Linked DNA regions of Homo sapiens: region 1 is linked to region 2. A link is an interaction called in ENCODE POLR2A ChIA-PET data of the cell type or tissue named here. Cell type or tissue: PC-9. All regions are shown on one strand. Links, peaks and the distances in the headings refer to the core of each region. The heading gives the core; the rest is flanking DNA. Region 1 overlaps LSR (lipolysis stimulated lipoprotein receptor). Region 2 overlaps FXYD5 (FXYD domain containing ion transport regulator 5).

Evidence for each region. Peaks named below come from ENCODE experiments on the same cell type or tissue, not always from the same donor. Only the 100,000 strongest peaks of a DNase experiment are listed, where the experiment ranks them.
Region 1: POLR2A ChIA-PET joins it to region 2 with 5 read pairs; 12 of 35 experiments call an interaction of 5 or more read pairs at or near these places.

What each region holds. Positions count from the first base shown.
Region 1 is chr19:35,253,228-35,256,134 of GRCh38, forward strand. The region is part of intron 2 of LSR (lipolysis stimulated lipoprotein receptor); the gene reads left to right. Among named protein-coding and RNA genes, the nearest start is that of LSR, 5.7 kb to the left of the region's middle. In PC-9, for the core only: no CTCF peak of the experiment used is centred there; no DNase peak of the experiment used is centred there.
Region 2 is chr19:35,166,981-35,169,860 of GRCh38, forward strand. It overlaps FXYD5 (FXYD domain containing ion transport regulator 5), which reads left to right. Exons shown (of 9, transcript NM_014164.6): 9 at 2,586-2,880. The coding sequence ends at 2,635. Among named protein-coding and RNA genes, the nearest start is that of FXYD5, 14 kb to the left of the region's middle. In PC-9, for the core only: no CTCF peak of the experiment used is centred there; DNase peaks (open chromatin) are centred at 1,431, 2,131 and 2,551; H3K4me3 peaks cover 918 bases; H3K27ac peaks cover 2,500 bases.

The DNA of each region.
Region 1 (2,907 bases), core at 274-2,773, 86 kb after region 2:
GAGAATCGCTTGAACCTGGGAGGCGAAGGTTGCGGTGCGCCAAGATTGCGCCACTGCACTCTAGCCTGGGAAACAGTGAGACTCCGTCTTAAAAAAAAAAGAAAAAAGAAAATAGCACTGGGTGATGTGCTACATGGAATGACTTGGGCTGTGAATATGATTTGAGGAGGGCCTGGGCCTGGGCCTTACAGAACCTAGAAGGCAGAGAGGAAGGGGAGGGGCAGGGTGCCAGGGATGAAGGCTCACGTACCTCATGTCTTAGTGTGTGTTCACTGTCTTAAACAAGAATTTAAAGTTGGGCATGGGGCAGAGCGGGGAAGGGAGCATCCCTTTGCAGACCCCAAGAAGCCAGGAACTGGAGCACATTCTGCTAGAGGATCGATGGGAAGCAGGGTTCCAGGGGCTGAGCCTATGTCAGTCCTGTTTCAGAGGAGGCACCAGGCTTGCTTGCCCTGAATTTCTGTGGGCAGCTCAGCCATGAGCATCCTACTGTTATTGAGGTCACAGGGCTGCTTAGGCCCCCTCCTCTCTAACCCAGGGATTGTGCCTGCCTGGACCAGGCGTGACTGCTAAGCTTCTGCCAGGACAAGCCAAATACTGAGGGTGCTTCCTCTGCTGGACGCAAAAGTCCAGGATGACCCCCCAGGCTCTGTCTCGGGGAAGGGGCCCTGCATGCTCCAGGGGCCTCACAGGCCTGGGTCTTTCAAACCACCCCCACCTGGGCCTGTGTTTGATCAAGGCCCTGAGTGTAAACATCCATTGTGTGTGTCCTTTCAGGAAATCCCATAGCCATAGGAGCTTCCTCTGTTTCAGCTTTGAGGATGGGGAAAAGTGGACTCCCCGTGGTGTTCCTAGGGTCACCCACTGTGCTGGGGTTTTTCTGTTGTTGTTGTTTTTTTTCTGTTGCCCAGGCTGGAGTGCAGTGGTGCAATCTCAGCTCACTGCAACCTCTGCCTCGCAAGTTCAAGTGATTCTCCCGCCTCAGCCTCCTGAGTAGCTGGGATTACAGGTGCACACCACCACACCTGGCTAATTTTTGTATCTTTTTGGTAGAGATGGGATTTCGCCATGTTGGCCAGGCTGGTCTCAAACTCCTGACCTCAGGTGATCTGCCTGCCTTGGCCTCCCAAAGTTCTGGGATTACAGATGTGAGCCACCATGCCCGGCCTATCCTGGTTTCAAAAGTGAAAATAGTCCTGGATAAGGTAGAAGGCTGTCCACTCCAGGCATCCCTCCGGTCCGGTGGCTCATTCCCTGCTTTGTCCTTCCATGCTTTGGGTGATGGACCAGCACCTGGACAGGAGGCCCTGTTCCACCTCCTCGGGCTCCTTGGGGTCCAAGTGCCCCCACCTCCAGCTGCACTGCAGCAGAGAGCCCATGGGACCTCTGAAATCATGAAGGTCACCTTTGCGGTGTATAAAGAAGGAACCAGAGGTTGGAGATGTGGAGGAGGCCTGGCTGCTGTTCCCACTGGAGACCTGGCATCTTCTCCCCGACCTAAAACAATGAAAGCAGTGCTCAGCCCGGATGAGATCACGGCCAGCCCAAGACCAGGAACAGGGTACGCCCTGCAGGAAGAAGGTGTGCCCAGACCTTAGGATGGATCAAAAGAAGCCGGAAAACTATATTTTTTGTGAGTTTTGAAAATGTCAGACAGGTCAAACAAAACACAGTGAGGTCCAGCCTCGGCCTACAAGATGCCAGATTTCAACCCCTGGCCTATATGATCTGTTTGCCATGGCAGGCGGTTCCTGTCCACCTCTTTTGTTTATAGCAGGGACCAGCTCTTGAGCTCCAGTGTTGAAGAGGCACGGTCAGGGTCTGATCTGAAGACACTGGTGGCTCATGCCTGTAATCCCAGCACTTCAGGAGGCCGAGGCAGGAGGATTGCTTGAGGACAGGAGCTGGGAGACCAGCCTGGGCAACACAGTGAGACCCAGAGACTACAAAAAAATAAATTTAGCGGGGCATGATGGCACACCCTGCTACTCTGGAGATGGGAAGATTGCTTGAGCCTAGGAGTTCGAAGCTGCAGTGACCCATGATCGCACCACTGCACTCCAGCCTGGGCGACCAAGCTAGGCCCTCTCAAAAAAGATACAGGTGGAAAAATGATGGACGAAGAGGGCATTGTGGCAAACCTGGGGATTTAGGAGAACCTAGTTTGGAATTCTATGAGGATTCAATGAAAGAATGTGTGTAGAGGGGCCCAGCACATAGTAAGAGCTCAATAAACGGTGGGGGCTAGGGGCGGTGGCTCATGCCTGTAATCCCAGCACTTTGGGAGGCTGAGGCAGGTGGATCACTTGAGCCCTGGAGTTCAAGATCAACCTGGACAACAAAGCAAGATCCCATCTCAAAATTAAAAAACAACACCAACAACAAAAAAACAGTGGCTTAGATGCCTGATCATTAGGGTAAGTCGTGTCCTCAACCCCTTCACATCTGCTCTGAAGGTCACCATATCCGGAAGCCTTCCCTGGCCTCCTTGTTTAAAATGGCACAGCCCCCACTCCACGCCTGGCACTCTCTGCTGTCCCTGATTCGTTTTCTCCATACAGCTTATCTTTGTCTGATATGTGACATAGTTAACATTTTATATTTGTCTTTCTTTCCTAGTTAGAATCTGAACTCTAGAAGGGCAAGGGCAAGGATTTATAACTCAAAGGTTCCGGGCTTAGGCCTCTTTTATATTCTTGATTTTGAGGTTAATTAAGAGCTCAGGCCTAGCGAGGTGGCTCATGCCTGGAATCCCAGCACTTTGGGAGGCCCAGGCGGGCAGATCACTTGAGGTCAGGAGTTCCAGACCTGCCTGGCCAACACAGTGAAAAACCTGTCTCTACTAAAAATACAAAAATTAGCCAGTTATGTTGGCAGGCGCCTATAATCCCAGCTACTCAAGAGGCT
Region 2 (2,880 bases), core at 381-2,880:
GATAACTGAGGATTAAATGCCTCATGGAACAACCCCACCCACTCAATCCAGCAAGAATAGAGGCTTGAAGCAGCCAGAGTAACTACTCTTTTAAGAGCTTAATGTTTCTGTAAAATCTTTTGGTACTCAAATGTTGACAGCTGTGTTGATCAGGGTCATGGCAGGTGGCAGAAGGACCTGCAAACGATTAACTGGAGAAAGTTTAATAGAGTGATATCTCTGGAGGTACAGGCAGGGCAATGAGATGGTGCAGTGCCCTAGGACTAGCAAGGATGGGGACCTGTTATCCCCCAGCCTGAGGGACAAGAGGAGGCACTGGCTTTGCAGGAGGCCTGGTGAGAGATGGAACTGGAGGTGGGGCTGCTGGCAGGAGCTGTGGCCTCAGAAAGAGGGTTCCAGCCACTGCCTCACTTGTGACCAAACCAGGAGGGAGCAGGGGTGGTGGGGATCAGATACCTAAACCTCCCTCTCCTCCCACCCCCCTGTCTCCTGCCAATGCTTAACCAGAGGGCAAGGGGCCCAGGGCCCCATGCAGGGAGAGGAAGTTGTGGGGAAAGGCAGAATAACAAGCAGAGAAACTAATTTTTTAAAAAGGTTTTTAAAATGTTGTGGGTGAAATAAAACACGAGCTATCAGTTAATCTGTATAACCAATGCCAAGTTTCATTACCTCTCTTGTCCAACTTCCTCATCAAGAAAATGAGCATAGCCACATCTTTTTTTGCCTTAAGGGGAGAGGCAGAATTCTAACAATCATAAGACATGATTCCTGATGTGTGCGTGATCCCCACTGAATCTGAGAGTCAAGCACTGTTGCCTCGGTCATACAACATGTATGTGTTGATCCTGACTTTGCACCAGGTCCTATTCTCACCCCAGTGGAGAAGTTAAGGCTCAGAGAGTTAAGGAGTTTGCCTAAGGTCACACAGCACAGAAGAGTCAGTAAATTCATTTGCTGGCGGGACACGGTGGCTCACTCCTGTAATCCCAGTACTTTGGGAGGCCAAGGTGGGAGGATGGCTTGAGCCCAGGGGTTCAAGACCAGCATGGGCAAAATAGCAAGACCCTATCTCTACACAAATAATTTTTTTTACTTAAAAAAAAAAAAGAATCAGTGAAGGATTGGACCCAGGTTTGTGTGAGAGCAGAGCCTGAACGTTAGCTCTGGGGCCATGTATTTTTCCAACAGCAAATATTTGTGGGCTCCTAGTCTGTGCCAAACCTGTGCTGGGTGATGCTGGGGGCATGGTGGTGACAAGCAGCCCTGGTCCCTGTCCTCAGGAGCTCACATCTGGTCGAAGATGATAAGCAAATAAATGCATGAATGAGTGGATACAGAGAAAGATATTTGCCAAATAAAGCAGAGTGACAGGGAAGAGAGGGGTGGGGAGAGAAGCCCTCCCTGGAGTGGTGAAATTGGAACTGATCCCTGATGATGAGATGAATCACCAGGTAGAGAGAGCAGCAAGTGCCAAGCCCTGGAGGCAGGAATGAGCTGCGCCCATTGCTATAGCAGCAGAGGAGGCAAAGTAGCCAGGACAGGGTAGGTTGGGGGAGAGGAGAAGACGAGGCCAGAGAGCTGAGGGGCTGGAGGAGGCAAGGGTGGCAGGTGTTTTCTAAAGTACCCTTGGCTTCTAAGTTCCCCCTCCCTCACTCTGGAGCAGCCACAGATGAGTCTCTGGAACCCATCTGTGTCCTCGTACCTCAAGGCCTTTGCGCTGCTGTTCCCTCTGCCTGTAACACCCTTCCTCCAGGTGTCTCCCTTACGTCCTTCAGACCTTTGTTCAAATGTCACCTCCTTGGCAGGCCACAGTGGTTCACGTATGTAATCCCAGGACTTTGGGAGGCTGAGGCAGGTGGATCCCTTGAGGCCAGGAGTTCAAGACCAGCTTGGCCAACATGGTGAAACCCTGTCTTTACTAAAAATACAAAAATTAGCTGGGCTTGGTGGCACATGCCTGTCATCCCAGCTACTCGGGAGGCTGAGGCGGGAGAATCGCTTGAATCCAGGAGGTGGGGGTTGCAGTGAGCTGAGATTGTGCCACTGCATTCCAGCCTGGGTGACACAGCAAGACTCTGTCTCAAAAAAAAAAAAAAAAAGTAACCTCCTCATTGAAGCCCCAGTAGCCATCCCTGTGAGGATGAGCCCAGCTCCTGGGCCTCCATGCCTCCTTCCTGGCCTTATTTCCCTTTGTAGGACTTAACACCCTCCCACTTAGCACCTTCATACATTTGATTTTGTAATTTTTCTCCTTGTTGGTCTTTCCCCATAGAAAGACAACTCTGCCAGGGCAGGGATTTTTTTCTTTGTCCTCAACTGTGTTCTTAGTGCCTGAATGAATGAATAAGTGAGATACAAAATAATGGGAGTTTCCAAACGGCTCATCTGTGAGCCTGTGTGGGAAGGGCCTCTCGCAGGGCCCCAGCACTGGCTGTTCTCGGTGTGTTTCTCCATCATTTGTTTATGGAGTTGCCTTTGAGTTTCCCGAGGGGCAGGGTTGATCAATCTGGTTCCCCAGCCCCACAACACACGATAAGAATCAATATCACTCTAGCTCGTGACTGAATCATTTCCTTCACCCACAGGTGGCAAGTGCAGGCAGCTGTCCCGGTTATGCCGGAATCGTTGCAGGTGAGTCCATCAGAAACAGGAGCTGACAACCTGCTGGGCACCCGAAGACCAAGCCCCCTGCCAGCTCACCGTGCCCAGCCTCCTGCATCCCCTCGAAGAGCCTGGCCAGAGAGGGAAGACACAGATGATGAAGCTGGAGCCAGGGCTGCCGGTCCGAGTCTCCTACCTCCCCCAACCCTGCCCGCCCCTGAAGGCTACCTGGCGCCTTGGGGGCTGTCCCTCAAGTTATCTCCTCTGCTAAGACAAAAA